Linked DNA regions of Homo sapiens: region 1 is linked to region 2. A link is an interaction called in ENCODE POLR2A ChIA-PET data of the cell type or tissue named here. Cell type or tissue: IMR-90. All regions are shown on one strand. Each heading gives the region's core, and the rest is flanking DNA. Links, peaks and the distances in the headings are about the cores only. Region 1 holds the start of LOC124901250 (a long non-coding RNA gene). Region 2 overlaps LYRM4 (LYR motif containing 4).

Region 1 (8,336 bases), core at 16-8,015, 660 kb before region 2:
CTCCTCCTCCTCCTCCTTCTCCTTCTCCTGCTCCTCCTCCTTCTCCTTTCTCTTCCTTTTTTTAAATTTAAGAGATGGGGTCCTGCTCTGTCACTCAAGCTGGAGTGCAATGGCATGATCACAGCTCACTGCAGCCTCAACCTCCCAGTCTCAAGCAATCCTCCCACCTCAGCCTCCAGAGTAGCTGCAAATACAGGCACACCTCACCACACCTAGCTAATTTTTAAATTTTTTTGTAGAGACAGGGTCTTTCTGTGTTGTCCAAGCTGGTCTTGAACTCCTGGGTTCAAGTGATCTGCTCCCCGTCAGCCTCCCAAAATGTTGGGATTACAGGAGTGAGCCACCATGTCCGGCAAAGTCACCCTTCTTGAACTTTGATTCACCAAGCTCTTCAGTCCAACTTTACACAAGTGTGAACTCAGAGAGGCGTGTGCTTGTGATTCCTTTATTCACACACAGCCAAGTTGGCACAAGGAGGTGAAACAGAGAAAGGCCTCAGTGTCTTTAGCCAAGCCCCCAGAAGGCCACCTAAGCAGGCTGGATGCTGCCCAGGGCTGGGCCACAGCGTGTCCTTTGCAAGTCAGCCAGCCCAGCCCCCGAACCCCATACACACACAAAGACATCTTGCACCCCAGGAGCAGCCCCACAGTGCAAAGGAGTCCATGCAGCTGCTAATGGCTGCTCGGGTTTGTCTGATCTGTCTGGGGTCAGGCACAGCCTCCAGGGGCCTCTGGCCCAGGTTGCATCTTTCCTGCAGAGCAGAAAAACGAAGCACAGTTAAGAAAACCCCAAGAAGGCAGTCAGTTTCCTCCCTTGAGTTTCCGGGGTGGACTTCCGGCAGAGTTTTTGGAGAACTGACTGTTGCAGTTAAACAATGTGTCTGGCAAGAAGCGAGACTTCCTCCCTTCCTGCTGCCTGGCTCATGGGGCTGCAGCCTCACTTCTGGAGGTGGCAAGAAAGAACTGTGGAGTCTGTGATCTAAGGGATCCCTGGCAGCCCACGGCAGCCAGAGAACCACACCCACTGGAGAACTCTAGGTTCTCTACGGCCTCTTGTTACTGCCAGTGCTTGTGTGGTTTGAGGTGGGTAATGCAGCAGCCTCCTGCAGCCAGCCCAGGACTGGGCAGCATGGGGCCAGGTAGTTAGTGTAGGAGAGCGAGCCTAGGCTTGTAAAGCAAGACTTGGCTCTGTCACTGGGCAACTTTTTTATTTTTTTATTTTTTTTTGAGACAGAGTCTTGCTCTATTGCCCAGGCTGAAGTGCAGTGGCATGCTCAACCCCTTCCTCCCTGGTTCAAGCAATTCTCCTGCCTCAGCCTCCTGAGTAGCTGGGACTATAGGCACGTGCCACCACGCCTGGCTAATTTTTATATTTTTGGTAGAGAGGGGGTTTTGTCATGTTGGCCAGGCTGTTCTCAAACTCCTCCCCTCAAGTAATCTGCCTGCCTTGGCCTCCCAAAGTGCTGGGATTACAGGCATGAGGCACCGCGCCCAGCCTGGGCAACTTTGAAGAAGTTACTTAGCTTCTCTGAGCCTCAGTTTCCTCATCTGTATAACGGAAGCAATAGTGTCCATTTTGCAGGGCTAGTATGACGAGTAAATGAGAATCCTCATGAGGGCCTGGAAATGACAGTGTCATTTCCAGGTGGTTCTACTATTATCAGTGACTGATATTTGTTGAGCACTGACCATAGACTAAGTTTTGTGCTGAGCATTTTATATTTATTGTCCCATTTAGTCCTCCTAAAAATCTAATGAGATATGACTATCCCCAGCTTACAAATAAGAAAACTGAGACTCAAAAAGGCCAGCAAGTGACCCCAGATAACTGCACAAGGATGTGCAGAGAGTGAGCAACAGGACCCGAAGCTGTGGGCTCACACCATGTTCTTCCTGCCTCTTAAGCCCATGGTACAGTTGGTGGGTGCTACCTGAATTGAATGGATGTGCCTGTTGTTTTGAAGTTGGGGTCTATGGCCATACCACCCTGAACGTGCCTGATCTCATCTGAAGTTGAGGATAGGCATCATCTTTCATTTGAAAATGAAGAAACTGAGGCATTGGGACGTTAACTCATGCACAGGCAGCAAGTGGCAGAGAGTGAAAGGAACCAGCATTGATGAGTGCCTATTGTATGCCAAACACTGTGCTTACTTCAAGATCCTATGATCTGCTGGGTGATTTTAGAGATGGAGTTTCATTGACTTCCCACACTGCCCTGAAGAGGTCTTATTAGTATTAGCCCCATTTTACAGAGAAGGGAACTGAAGCTCTATGCATGTAATTAGACTCTGAAGGCTGTTGATGGATGGGGAAGAAGAGGGTCCCTCTCTGCTTTTAAGGAATGCATGGACAGTTATGATTCTGGCCTGAGAAGGAAACTGAAGGGGCTCTGTGCCCGTCCCACATACCCTGCCCCACCCCCAGGGCCTCATGGGTCCCACCAGGGGAGGCTCCTGGCTTCCCAACAGAGGAAGGCATCACTTCAGAAAGGGCTGTCCCCTCAGGCCTTCTGTAGGTGGCCGGTGGGGGTCTAAGTGTATGTGCCCTTCAATCCCCCTTCTCCATTCCCCTCGTCCTCCCTGTGCTCCTGTAATGCCCGCTGGACCACTGGAGAGCCCCCATAGAGAGCAAACAACAGCAGAGCACACAGCCGGCCTCCCGAGGGTACAGGGCTTGCCTGAACTCTCAGGTCTAGTAAAAGCGAGCTTCCTACAGAAATGCACAGGGGACTGAGATCAGAGTTGAGCGGGCCTGGAAGGATCCCGGGGAACAAACAATGCTGCAGGGAAGATGGAGGCCACCCTCGGCAAGCCATCCTTTCTGGTCCCCGAGGAGCCCTGGGGTGGTCCCTGGTCACTATCTTGAACATGATACTCTAGTCTTTTTGCTCACTTCCAATATCAGTAAAATAAACTTGAGCATGTATTCCACAATGTGAAGGTTTATTGATTTATAAATTCTATAAATGTGCTGCTGAGCTCATAAATGCATCACAACACAGACATAGAAGTTGGTATTTTACTAGGATAAGAGGAAATCATAACTAGAATTTCTGATATCTTCTTCCTACACCCCCAGCATTTTGTGGTGTGCCCCCTTTGGGCCTTGGGAAAGTGATGCAGGGCCTGCAGAGCCTGGTATTGTGCTGGGGCCTGGCTGCAATGGGACACTGCCCTTCCCTGCAAGAGGCCAGCGAGCAAGGCGTTTGGCACAGGCTTTGGGGTCAGACAGAAGTGAGTTCTGATCTCAGCTCTGCCTCTGAGGAGCAGTGTGGCCTGGGCAATGACTTGCCTCCTGGAGCCTCCGTTTCCTCATCACGAAGTGGGGGAGATAATCTTCCTGTGCAGAGGTGATGAGATGATGAGCCCAAAGACACAGCGCGGTGCGTGCCACGGAGGAAGTGGTGTTCGCTCGATAGTCCTGAATCCTCCTGCTTACCAACGAGCTCCCGGTTCCCACCCATGCCAGAGAGGTCAGTAGGTGGCCTGGATGCCTGAAGGTCCGTCCTAAGGTTGAAGTCTAAATAGGGAGAACGGATGACTTGGGAGAAACGTCTCCACAGCTCCTCCTTGGCTCTGGGCACAGCCTTTCTCTTGAGTGGTAAGTCGTACTCCTATGGCTCCAGGTAGAATTCCACAAAAAGAAACATATACGTACACAATTTTTATTTCATCCCTCTTCTGGCATCCTCCCAGTTCTACTCACACATGCTTGTGAGTCCCTTTGGTGACTTAGAAAGCACAGTAGAGCCAGCATAATCATTCTGCAGCGGTAGAATCTATTTTTAACCTGGAATAGCCCCACGGACAGGAGACCTGTACTGTCCCCCATTAAGGGGACTCCCCATCCTATGCCATTTATCAGGACTCACACAGCCCTCATGAGGCCACCAAAAAGACAGGACACCTCCCAAGCCACAGCTGCAGCCCTGAGAGGGAAACGTACAAGCTCCCCACCTGGAGGCAGCCTCTTCCTGAGTGAGCGGCGGGGTGCTCCGCCATCAACTTGTCAGTCATTCATCCGGGGAAGGATGGAGGAAGCCGCTGTTGACCGCTTCGCCCACACCCCAGGGTGGCTCTGAGGCGCTCCTGTGGCCTGGGACAGAATGTTTCTGTGAACAGCAGCCCATGGCCAGGCAAACACAGAACATCTCCCCTGGAAGACCCGCATTCAAAGGGCCACCAGATTAAACTCCCACTTCACACTGAGGGGGAGCTGATAAGCAATGTGGGGGGGGGGGGCGGTGCAGAGAGATTGGGCCTACAGGTGGAGTGCTTCTCTGGGAGGGGCAGCCTGCTCCTCTGGGAACCAAGCCACTGTTCTCTCCAGCACCCTTACCCCAGAGGACTCTGTGTCTGAGCTTTCTGAGCAATTATCAGCTTCCACTGCAGCTGCAGCAGGCACGTTGTTGGAGAGCCCAGCTGGGTTCAAGGACTCTTCCCTGGTGCAAGCCTGGATTCCAAAGACCATGCGTGTGGGGGCTGGGATAGATGCCCTCTAATTAGCCATGCACCCTAGTTATTCCCTTCCACACCTCTTTCCTGCCCTCCCCTCCTTTTCCCCTCAGAAGTGAAGGTGCTCATAGCAGTCATCAATGTGCTTACAGAGCATTTAGCTCAAAGTTGCATAATCTTTAACCTTCCCCAGGCCCCAGCCTGTCGGTCTCCACACCAGCCACTGTGAGGACAGGATGAATTCATTTGCAGAAGACAAGCACAAAACCTCCGATAGAAAATAAATGCAATGTACCATAGTAAATGGGAGCAGCTTAAAAAAAAAAAAGCACAAAATCCATTGGGGACCCTGTTGCCATAGGAACTGGCATTACAGCTTGCTTCCGATAATTAATGGAGGGTTTTGCTATTACAGTATTCTTGAAACTTCGGTTTCCCCTGTGCTGCACTGCAGAATGCAGCATCCTCTCCCCATTCATAAATATTTCATGACTACCGGCTGCTGTGTTTCATCACCGTGGATAGCACTCGGCCTAATCCACCCCTTGCCAAATTCATGTTGTCCTGTCAGAGAGCAACTTCCATTTCTTCCTCTTTCTTCTGCAGTCTTCATTTATCTGGTTTGAAGTTCTTTACCTTCCCAACCCCAGAATGGTGGCTTTCATTGTGGCTTTGTCTTCAGACGCTGGACATCTCTTTCCTGTGCCTGTCTTATTTTCCTAACGGTCCCGTGGGCCTCCCCCAGGGGCATTGGTTGTGCTCCGGCCGTACTGCCTTCTGCACATCTGCTTTAATGGAGTCCTGGGAGGATACTGGGCTTTTGAATTCTGGTGTCTCAACATGCTGGCTGAGCCTCTGTTCCCTCATGGTTAAGTAGAGATGCCACCTGCCCTGCAGGGTTGGAGAGAGAGAGCCAGAAAAGATACAACACGTGTAAAGTACCAGTCCCCCCACGGGTGGGCTCAAATGGTCACAGTGGCTGCTGGTGTTGGTTTGTTCTCTTATATCTCTTGTTTTTGTCTAGATAAAATCCGTAACTTTTTTTAATTGACAAAATTGTATGCATTTGTGTGTACAGCAAGTTTTGATATTTTGACATGTAGAATGGCTGATCCAAGCTAATTAACCGTGCATTACCTCACATACATTTTTTGTGATGAGAATACTTAAAATCTACTCTTAGCAATTTTCTAGTATACAATATATTAATTGTAGTCACCATGTTGTACAATAGATGTCTTGAAATTCTTCCTCCTGTCTAAATGACAATTTTAATCTTTTCATCAACATCTCCCCAAGCCCCCCAACCCCCAACCCCTGGTAACCACCATCCTATTCTTTGTTTCTATGAGTTTGACTTTTTTTAGATTCCCCGTGTAACCGGGATCATGCCGTATTTGGCTTTCAGTGCCTGGCTTATTTCACTTACCTAATGTCCTCTAGGTCCACCCATGTTGCAAAGAACAGGATTTCCTTCTTTTTAGAGGCTGAATAGTATTGCATTGTGTATATACATCATATTTTCTTTTTCCATTCATCCATTGATGGATACTCCCTGTCTTGGCTTCTGTGAAGAATGCTTCAATGAACATGGGAGTGCAGATATCTCTTCAACATACTGATTTCATTTCCTTTGGACATATCCCCAGTAGTGGGATTGCTGGATCATACGGGAGTTCTATTTTTAATTTTTTGAAGAACCTCCACATTATTTTCCATAATGGCTGCACTAACTTACATCCCCGCCAAATGTGCAAGGGTTTGCTTTTCTCCACATCCTTAGCCATCCTAGCAGGTGTGAGGTGCTATCTTATTATGGTTTTAATTTTCATTTCCATGATGATTAATGATGAATATTTTCTCATACACCTATTGGCCATTTGTATGTCTTCTCTTGAGAAATGTCTGTTCAGGTCCTGTGTCCATTTTTTAATTGATTTACAGATGTTCCTTGACTTACGATGGGGCTATGTCCCAATAAACTCACTGTTGGTAGGTAACACTGTAAGTCAAAAGCATTTTTAGGCCAGGCATGGTGGCTCATGCCTGTAATCCCAGCACTTTGGGAGGCTGAGGCAGGCAGATCACTTGAGCTCAGGAGTTCAAGACCAGCCTAGGCAACATAGCGAAATCCCATCTCTACTAAAAATACAAAAATTAGCTGGGCATAGTGGAGCGTGTCTGTGGTCCCAGCTACTCAGGAGGCTGAGGTGGGAGGATTACTTGAGCCCGGGAGGTGGAGGTTGCAGTGAGCCAAGATGGAGCCACTGCACTCCAGCCGGGGTGACAGAGTGAGATCCTGTCTCTAAATAAATAAATATTAAAATTAAAAAGTGTATTTAATGCCCCTAATTTACCCAACATCATAGCTTAGCCTGGCCTACCTTAAGTGTGCTCAGAACTTTCATTAGTCTATAATTGGGCAAAATCATCTAACACAAAGCCTATTTTATAATAATGTGTTGAATAGCTCATGTAATTTATTGAATACTGTACTGAAAGTGAAAAACATAATGGTTGTATGGGTATAGAAGTATGGTTTCTACTGAATGCATGTCACTTTCATATCATCGTAAAGCTGAAAAATTGTAAATGGAAACATCATAAGTGGGGGACTGTCTGGATTTGTTTCCTTGCCATTTAGTTGAGTTGCTGTTGCTTTAACTTAAAATAAATAAATAATAAATAAATAAATAAATAAGCTTCTTTCTCCTTGCTGCCCTAGTGGAGGGGCTAGCTGGACAGCACGTTAAAGCTCTATGGCCCAGGATGATTCCAATGAAGGCTCTTCACAGGAACATGGAGAGAGGCCATGCTCTGGCCCTGCAGACATTAAGCTGTGGACAATGCTGTTTAAAGGTGACAGGGATGGCCGGGCACAGTGGCAAACCCCTGTAATCCCAGCACTTTGGGAGGCCGAGGTGGGTGGATCACCTAAGGTCAGGAGTTCGAGGTCAGCCTGGACAACATGGTGAAACCCCATCTGTACTAAAAATACAAAAATTACCCAGGCATGGTGGTGGGGGCTGTAATCCCAGCTACTCAGGAGGCTGAAGCAGGAGAATCACTTGAACCCGGGAGGCAGAGGTTGCAGTGAGCCAAGGTCACGCCATTGCACTCCAGCCTGGGCAAAAAGAGTGAAACTCCATCTCAAAAAAAAAAAGGTGACAGGGACAAGTCCTGAGCTAGAGGAAGTGGCAAGTTGATTCATGTGCATTTAGTACAGAAACGGTGCTCAGCGTCACTTCTCCCCAGGACTCAGGGCCTGGCGCTCCTCCTTCTTGCCTCCCCTAAGTGTGCTTCAAGGCTCAGTTAGTGAACATTAGTGAGCCTCACTCTGAGAAGTTAGTGAGCTTCACTCTGAGAAGAGGCACTGATGGTGGGGTGGAATGGAGCCTTCTGCTCTCCTGTTGAGGGAGCAGCATCTGGAGAGGATGGCTGGTGGCTTGAAGCCCAGTGCTGCTGCTGGGTCTTGAGTGCTAGCCTGTGGGTGACCCGGGGAAATTCTCCCCTGACTCTGGGCTTGTTTCCTGCCACCTCCCACAAGAACACAAACACACCACGCTGTTGCTCACCACCAGGCCCGTCCAGCAAACTTTGGGGCCTGTGAAAACAGGGGGAGAGTCCTCCCTGACACCTCCTCAGAAGCCTGCTCTGGGGCATGGTCATTGTCCTCCTTGTCCCCATTCCTTACCTTCCTCAGCACCACAGGGACTCAGGGGCAGTTGCCTTTTGAAGCCACATCCTGAAGGCAGCCCTGAACACCCATCATCCCATGGTCAGTTTCTCTCACAGGGGACAGGGTCTAGGCAGATGCATATAGAAGACCCATGGGCTAGAGCCAGGCGAGGTGGGTTCAAGGATGGGAAGAACCAGAGGG
Region 2 (8,336 bases), core at 8-8,007:
ACAGTGTTTTAGTGTTGTGCCTGACAGGAAAGGAGAGTTAGGGTAGGAGCTGGAGAGGGATGTAACGTAGATGGATGACTAGGGGTTTGGTTGGCATTAGGAGGGGTGGCTTAAGGGAAGTATTGCTTTTTTATTACACAGATAATCTGTGGTTATTGTAATAATATTTGAGGGTAGAAAGAATATTCATAATCTTTTTATCATGAAATATTATTTTCATGTATATCCTTTCAAAATGTTATTCCACAGATAGATAAATATGAATGCATAGTTTTCCTTAAATGGAATCCTACTAATCATTTATAACTTACTTTTATTATTTCCTAATTTCAAATTAACATCTTTCATCAGTAAAAAATATGCCTGCATCATCAGTTTAAAATGGACACATAGGGTACACTCAACGCAGTAACCATCATATGTTGAGCCAACCCCTAATGGTGGACCGTTAGGTCACTTCAGCTTTTGCTTCTTTAAGTGGTGCTATGATGAACACCTTTGTGAATCCTATATCTTTGTTCACTAGGATAGATTATTAGAAGTAGAATTGATAGGTCAAAATGTATACCCAGTATAAAGGGATTTTATACATCCCCAATTGGGGAGAAAAGGGTGTGTGTTTGTTTTTAACATTCTACTGCTGTGTTACTCTTGTGGTATAAGACTGGATGAAACCCTGTTACTCGTGTAGCCCTATTTAAAAGAAAGAAAGTCGCGAGGCTGAGGCACAAGAATCGCTTGAACACGGGAGGCAGAGGTTACAGTGAGCCGAGATCGCGCCACTGCACTCCAGTCTGGGCAACAGAGCGAGACTCCGTCTCAAAAATATTAAATAAATAAATAAATAAATAAATAAAAGAAATAAAGTGAGAAAGCTCTTTTGATACCCAAGAATATTTTGGGTCACAGGCCCTTTGTGAATCTGACTAAGCTTTGGATACTCCCCTTGAAAAATGCATATATATATATATGTGCACATACACACACAATTCCACTAAGGCATGGACCTAATCCATGGATTTCAGTTAAGTCTTTGATTTCTAGCTATTTCCTAATGATTGGTTTTCGTATATAGGTCAGTATGCTAATTCCAGTAGGTTTTCTGGGAAAATAAAATGAAAATGCTTGCTTTCAAACAAACATTTGATGTTGACATTTACCTTGCCCCCTTTCTCAGATCCAAAACCCTTTGGCATCCAAAGATGCCAGGTGGGAATCCCATAACCTCTTCAGCCTTCAACCAACACTGTACACTGTAGCCAAGCTAGGCTTTTCTCCTAAAATTCTGCTTTCACAACCATTACCAAATCCCTGACACTTCAGCTCTGTCAGCCTGCCCAGTTGTTGTCTGCGTGACCCTGGGCTATAGCCGTGTTTGTACCTTGTCCGTAATACCCCTCCACGGCACCTTTGCTGGCCATTTCTTTTTAAACGCTTGTCTCTCTGAAAGCTTTCTCAAGTTATCCTACCGTTGGAGCATTCCCTCCTACACTGGTCATGGGTCCCTCCCTCCAATCCCAATAGAAGGCTCACAGCAGACACAGAATGCAAGGTGATCTGTGGATCTTACAAAATAGTGAGAAAAATCATCGGTAAATAGGCAAGCGAATAAGTCAGCGTGTAATTGTAAATTGTGAATTGTATCCCAAGACAAGAATCACTTTCAAAGTTGAAAAAGAAGTTTTAAATAAAGGGGGAAATGTGTATGGTGTATATGTATGAAAATAGGTGTGTATTTCACATACTGTCTACTCTCATTCTCATTATTCATATTTATAAATTCGCCTACTCACTGAATTTATTTGTAACCTTAGAACCCATGCTCACTGCATTTTTGCCTTGTATAGTTATCTGCTCAGTTCCACTTATTTGACTATACTCTTGGCCGTCATTTAAAGTCCCGTTGTAATTCCTCATCTTAAAAGGGATTCCTGCTTGAAAATACTCCTGTGTGCCCAGGTGCCTTTTGTCCACGCATTTTGTTTGTGCCAGTTCCTTCCTTTTGTTCTTATTCTGGCCAGTTTTATCTCCACCATTGAATTCCAAAATGATCAGATCTGACTGCTGTCAGATAAGTGATAAGGTTTGGTGTTCAGGCAAGAGCAAGTCAGTGCCAGGCACGGTGGCACACACCTGTAATCACCGCTACTCTAGAGGCTGAGGCAGGAGAGTCGCTTGAGCCCAGGAGTTTCTGGCTAACCTGGGTAGCATAGTGAGAACTTGTCTCAAAAAAAAAGTTAAAAATGAAGAAAAGAACAAGCCAAATGCACATTTGTCTTTTTTCCCCCTAATTTTTTACATTGCAAATTTTCAAGAATAAAAATAATAATATAATGAAAACCCATATACCTTCCCCAGTTCACCAGCTGTTACTGTTTGCCACATTTGCCAGGTCTTGCTCATTCACACACGCCCTGGCCCTCCTCCCTCTCCTTTATCACCGTCACTCTTGCAGTATATTCTTGCCTGAGCCATTTGAAAGTAAATCGCACATGTAATGAGACTTCACCCCTAAATTCTTCAACATACGTCTCCTAAGAAGAAGCGTGTTCTCGTACATAACCACAGTACCTATGTCACACCCAAGACATTTATCAATGATGCAGTAATACTATCCATTGCCGGAAAATACAATCCAATACAAATTTCTCCAAACTCCCCACCAAGCCCTTCCCTGCCCCTGCCCCTGCCCCATCCAGGATCAGTAAAGGGTCAGTCCATTGGCTCTCCTTGACTATCATGTTTGTTTTATCTCCTGTAATCTGGACACCCCCACTTTCTCCTGTTTTTGTCTTTCGTGATGTTTTGGTTTTGGAGAACCCAAGCCAGGTGTCCTGCAGTCTGGACGTGTCTCATTGTCGTCATGCTTGGGTTCAGGTTAAACATTTCTGGCAAGAATACTGCATGCATGATGTGTGCTTCCCATTCTGTCACATCTGCAGGCACGTATTGTGAGTTCCATTATTGGCGATGCCAACTTTCAGCATTTGCTTGAGATCTCTCTTTCTCCTTGTCATTAACAAGTAATATTTGAAACCTAGTTGATACCCTGTTCTGCAGCAGTTTTGCCCACGTTTTGCATCCATTGATGATCACCCTTGCCTGATTTACTTATTACATGAGTGGTTGCAGAAGATGATTTTGTACGTAGCTGGCCTTATTTTATAAAGAAGAGCTTCTTCTTTCCTCCTTCCTCTCTCTTCTCCCACTGTTTTTTGTTTTTTTTTTTTAAGTATCATGATAGATTCATGGATTCTCTCTTATTCAGCACATTACAATCCATGACCATCCTTATTCTTTTTGATGTTCACATTGTCCCACATCCGCCAGTGGGAGCCCTTGCAACCCCGTTCCTGTGTCCCTCTGACATGGCCCCATTAGTCTCTGAACACATCCTTGCTTTATAACAGTTTTTTTTTCCTTTGTCTTTTCCCGGTAGTATAAGATGCAATAGTTATTTTCTATCCATAGTTATATCAGAAGCTGAGTATTTCAAATTAGCAAACAAAAAAAGGTGTATACCCCATTCATAGCTTAAAAAAAAATGCAATGTATTTCTCTAGAAATGGATCTCTGGATCAGAGCCCAGCTACTAATAACCCAAATAAACAGGGACTTCCTGTCCATGAAGAGTACACCATTAAGAAACATCGAGCTCAGCATTGTTTGTGTGTGAAATGCCTCCTTCTTGACAGGAGAAGAAGGAAGGTGAATTCTACTTGTGATTCAGAATGTAAGAACATTCATCGGACAGGGGTTTTATCGTTTATGTTGCGTGCCCAGCACCACATGAAGTGCTATTATGGATATAAAAGGAGTTGCTGTTAAAAAGGCAAAATAAGATGAAACGAATTGAAAAATAGAGGCTTTTATGAAAAGTAAATACATTATGGTGTACTTATTAGTGTTACAGGAATTAATAGGCGAAGAGGGAAGGCAGTGAAGAGTGTGGAGGAATTAGTCTGTTTCTGTGTATTTGTGTAGGCATAGAACAAGACATTTTCTGGTATAAGACTATTAATGGTGATTATCTTTGGGGAGGGTGACCAGAGGGATAAGAGAGAAGGAAAATTAAGCTTTTAACTTTATGCCCTTCTGTGCTTTTAAAAATTTTATCCCTTGCGTATATTACTCTGACAACAAAAAGACTAATGTAAGGTTTTTGTTTTAATTAAAGTATTTGAACTTACGGGAAAAAGGTATCTACACCAACTGAACAAAATGCCTCAAGCCTCATGATGGGTTGGGTCAGGTGATGAGAGTACAGCTGATCATTCAGGCAACAGGAACTTCTGGAAGCCAGTGATCAAAGCAGGCATTGGGCTGGGCCGGCAGCTCTCACCTATAAAACCAGCATCTTGGGAGGCTGAGGCAGGAGGATGGTTTGAACTCAGGAGTTCAAGACTGATTTGGTTTGAATGGCTTTTTGGTTTTGACAAGTTTCAGGTGTATATACGTGTTGTTTGTTTCTCTCCCTTGAATATAACAACTTATATCGAAGGAAAAGAATCAAACACTCTGAATAATTCAACTTTCATTCATTCACATACAAATGGTCCCAGTTCATCCAAGCGAGCTTTTGAAAAAGAATATTTCATTCCTCCTTGATTTTAAGCAACTTATCACTTTCCTCCTGTCTCCAAAAGTAACCATGTGAAACCCAGACCAATAATTTGTTTCATCTGTGCTTAAGTCTCACCTGATGTGGTGATGATAATATACATCCCAACGTGGGTTATTTTGGGGATAAAATGACTCGGTTTTTTCTCTCTTCTACTCTTGGACCGATATCCTAGAACAAATAGGACAAGTAGGAAAAGGCTTCAATACAATAATGTTGTCTGCTCTCTTTCTACCCTGCCCCCAAAATCAACAGTCAGTAGAATACCTTGAAAACAAATGAAGAATAACTGCATGATCTATTCAGCTTAAACAGTGGGCTGGAGTATCACGTGACAGGGCTTTCTAAAATGATTGTCAAACACTCAGCTCTCCGCTGTTTATGTCATGATATGGCCATGTCAGGTAACTTCTGTGCTTTCTTAAATGAAACCTTTAAATACTTGATGTGGTTTTTAAAAGTTTTTCTATGAACGGCTTTCAAAACTACCACAGTCTATTTGTAGTGATAGTTACTGTAATGTGTTTCTTAAAAAATTTTAAGTTTTTAATGCATTACCAAAGCTGAGGTAAATACAAACACAGAACAGCATATTCTTCAGGTTAGCTCTTCACGGCACTTGCTATTCTCATGTGTCCGAATTTATTTTTATTGAAATATGTGTTATAATTACAGTTTTATATAAGTTTATAATTTTAAAAAAAACACTAAAATTATCCATCTAGCCATTCAGTATACTCGTTTGCTTAAATAATCTAAATTTCTTCCATAATTCGTAGTTTCATTTGAGAATTTTTTAGTGAATTATATGTGAAGCTCAATCACAGTACCATATTTTCTAAAAAAGAAACTAAAAGGATATAAACTTGCATTTGTGGCCGGGCGCGGTGGCTCACGCCTGTAATTCCAGCACTTTGGGAGGCCGAGGCAGGTAGATCACCTGAGGTCAGGAATTCGAGACCACTCTAGCCACCACGGTGAAACCCCGTCTCTAGTATAATTACAAAAATCTGCTGGGTGTGGTGGTATGCACCTCTAGTCCCAGCTACTCGGGAGGCTGAGGCAGGAGAATCATTTGAACCTGGGAGGTGGAGGCTGCAGTGAGCCGAGATCGCGCCACTGCACTCCAGCCTGGGCAACAGAGTGAGATTCTGTCTCAAAAAAAAAAAATTAAAAATAGGAAAAAAAAATAAACTTGCATTTGTTACAAGTTTCTTGGGAAATTGGGTTATGTCATATCTAAAAATGAATCTCCTGGAATTCAGTAATTGCATCTACTGATTAGTTTAGCATTGACACAAAACTAGAGAAAAACAAATTAGAACAAGGACAGTTGTGTAACTAATCTGCAAAAACTGAAGGAACACTTAAAGCTGCTGTGCCTTTTTTATGATATTGCATTACAGTTCTTTGAAAAATAAACACAGATATACACTTGTGTCCACGCTAGAGCAATTGACAAATTGCTATAACAGGTAGGAACAATAAGTGATCATTTGAATGGGAAATTAAGGCAAACTGATTGAAACTGGGAATATGGTGTAACTTTTATTTCTCCATTTTCTCAACTAGTAACAAAGAAAATGTTTCTAATTGTATGCTTACAAAGAATTCAGCATGATAGGAGGAAAGATATAATATTCAAAAGTACTGCATTAAAATGTTTAATTTACAATTTTGAAAGCTTCTGTAGAACATAATAACTTTTTTTTTTCTCTTGGCACTAGTAAATTTTTTTTTTTTTTTTTTTTGAGACACAGTCTCACTCTGTCGCCCAGGCTAGAGTGTGGTGGCACAATCTCGGCTCACTGCAACCTCCGCCTCCCAGGTTCAAGCGATTCTCCTGCCTCAGCCTCCTGAGTAGCTGGGATCACAGGTGTGTACCACCACACCCAGCTAATTTTTAAATTTTTAGTAGAGACTGGGTTTCACCGTATTGGCCAGGCTGGTCTCAAACTCCTGACCTCAAGTGATCAGCCTGCCTGGGCCTCCCAAAGTGCTGGGATTACAGGTATGAGCCGCCACACCCGGCCAATATGGATTTTTATATACTGAAGATATCATCTACCCAGAATACACATAAACAAAGGGAACATTACTGACACTCCAGAAACACCTAGAATTTTTTTGCAGTCACTATACTCCACCACCAATCAGCACTATCCTGACTTCTGAAATAGGTTGGTTTTTCTGTTTTTTCCCTTCTATAAAAGGAATCTCATACAGTGGTGCTGTCTTTATATATTATCTAGATGGAATCTGATCAGTCTTGCTCATTATTATTTGTGAGATTCATCCATATTGCTGCATGTAGATGTGGACAGTTCATCCTCAGAGCTGTATGTTTTTTCATGGTTTGAATAAAGCACAATGTATTCATTCTTTTTACTATTGCTGGGCATTTGGGGGGTTTCCAGTTTTGGGCTAGTGTGAATAGTGCCAATGTGAACTTTCAGATACTTATCTTTAGTGAGCTGTCATTCTAGGAATGGAATTGCTAGATCATAGATTTTGCATATGTGTCCAGCTGTAGAAAATACTACCAAGCAGTTGTCCAAAGTGGTTATGCCAAAATGCATTCCCATCAGCAACATGTATTCTAGCTTTTCTACATCCTTTCTAATACTTGGTATTTCCTGTATTATTTTTAACAATTCTAGTGGATATGGTGGTTTTAATTTGAATTTCTCTAACGAGATGATTGCCTTTTCATGTATTTATAGATGACAGCATATTCCATGTTTATAGATTAGAATACTCAATGTTATAAAGTTGTTAATGTTCCCCAAATATATAAATTTAATGCAGTCCTAGGCTGGGCACAGTGGCTCATGCTGTAATCCCGGCACTTTGGGAGGCCGAGGATCACCAGAGATCAGGAGTTTGAGACCAGCCTAGCCAACATGGTGAAACCCAGTCTCTACTAAAAATACAAAAATTAGCCAGGCATGGTGGTGCATGCCTGTAACCTCAGCTACTCGGGAGGCTGAGGCAGGAGAATAGCTTGAACCCAGGAGGCAGAAGTTGCAGTGAGCCAAGATCGTGCCACTCTAGCCTGGGTGATAGTGAGACTCTATCTCAAAAAAAAAAAAAAAAAATTAATGCAGTCCTGGGACTAGCAAATTTTCTTTTGCAGAAACTGAGACGCTCATTCAAAAATTCACATGAAAATGCAAATGGCCAAGAACAGCCAAGGAATTCTTAAAAAAAAAAAAAAAAAGTTGGAATGCTTCTGCCACCAGATGCCAAGCCTGTTCTAAAGCTCTGGTAATGAAGGGAGTGTGGCGTTGGTGCGAGGCTAGGCAAACTGATCGGTGAAACAGAACAGCCTGCAGAAAGAAACCCACTTTTATACAGTCACCTGATTATGTCAAAGGTGGCGTGCAGTGCAGTGGGCATGGCACGGCCTTGTCAATAAATGGATTTAGCCAATGGGATTGCTATTTGAAGGGAAAGATGTCTTGACCCCTTCCTCATACCATACATGAAATGGATTGTAGATTTAAATGGGAATGGTGAAACAATGAAGTGTTGGAGGAAACAAAAAACACCTTTGTAAACTTGGAGCAGGCAAAGACTTCTTAAACAGGACACAAAAGAGTGAACCATAAAAGGAAAAAATTAATACATTGGACCATATTAAAATTATGGTATCAGAGTAACTATTATTGAGAGAATGAAAAAGTAGAATGAAAAGGAAGAAAACATATGAAAA

What was found. Peaks named below come from ENCODE experiments on the same cell type or tissue, not always from the same donor. Only the 100,000 strongest peaks of a DNase experiment are listed, where the experiment ranks them.
Region 1: POLR2A ChIA-PET joins it to region 2 with 10 read pairs; 2 of 35 experiments call an interaction of 5 or more read pairs at or near these places.

The regions. Positions count from the first base shown.
Region 1 is chr6:5,824,155-5,832,490 of GRCh38, reverse strand. LOC124901250 (a long non-coding RNA gene) reads right to left here and starts at 5,948. Exons shown (of 2, transcript XR_007059424.1): 1 at 5,886-5,948; 2 at 2,928-5,347. In IMR-90, for the core only: no CTCF peak of the experiment used is centred there; no DNase peak of the experiment used is centred there.
Region 2 is chr6:5,163,004-5,171,339 of GRCh38, reverse strand. The region is part of intron 2 of LYRM4 (LYR motif containing 4); the gene reads left to right. All of the region lies in intron 3 of LYRM4-AS1 (LYRM4 antisense RNA 1), which reads right to left. Among named protein-coding and RNA genes, the nearest start is that of MIR3691, 19 kb to the right of the region's middle. In IMR-90, for the core only: a CTCF peak has its summit at 3,353; a DNase peak (open chromatin) is centred at 3,649.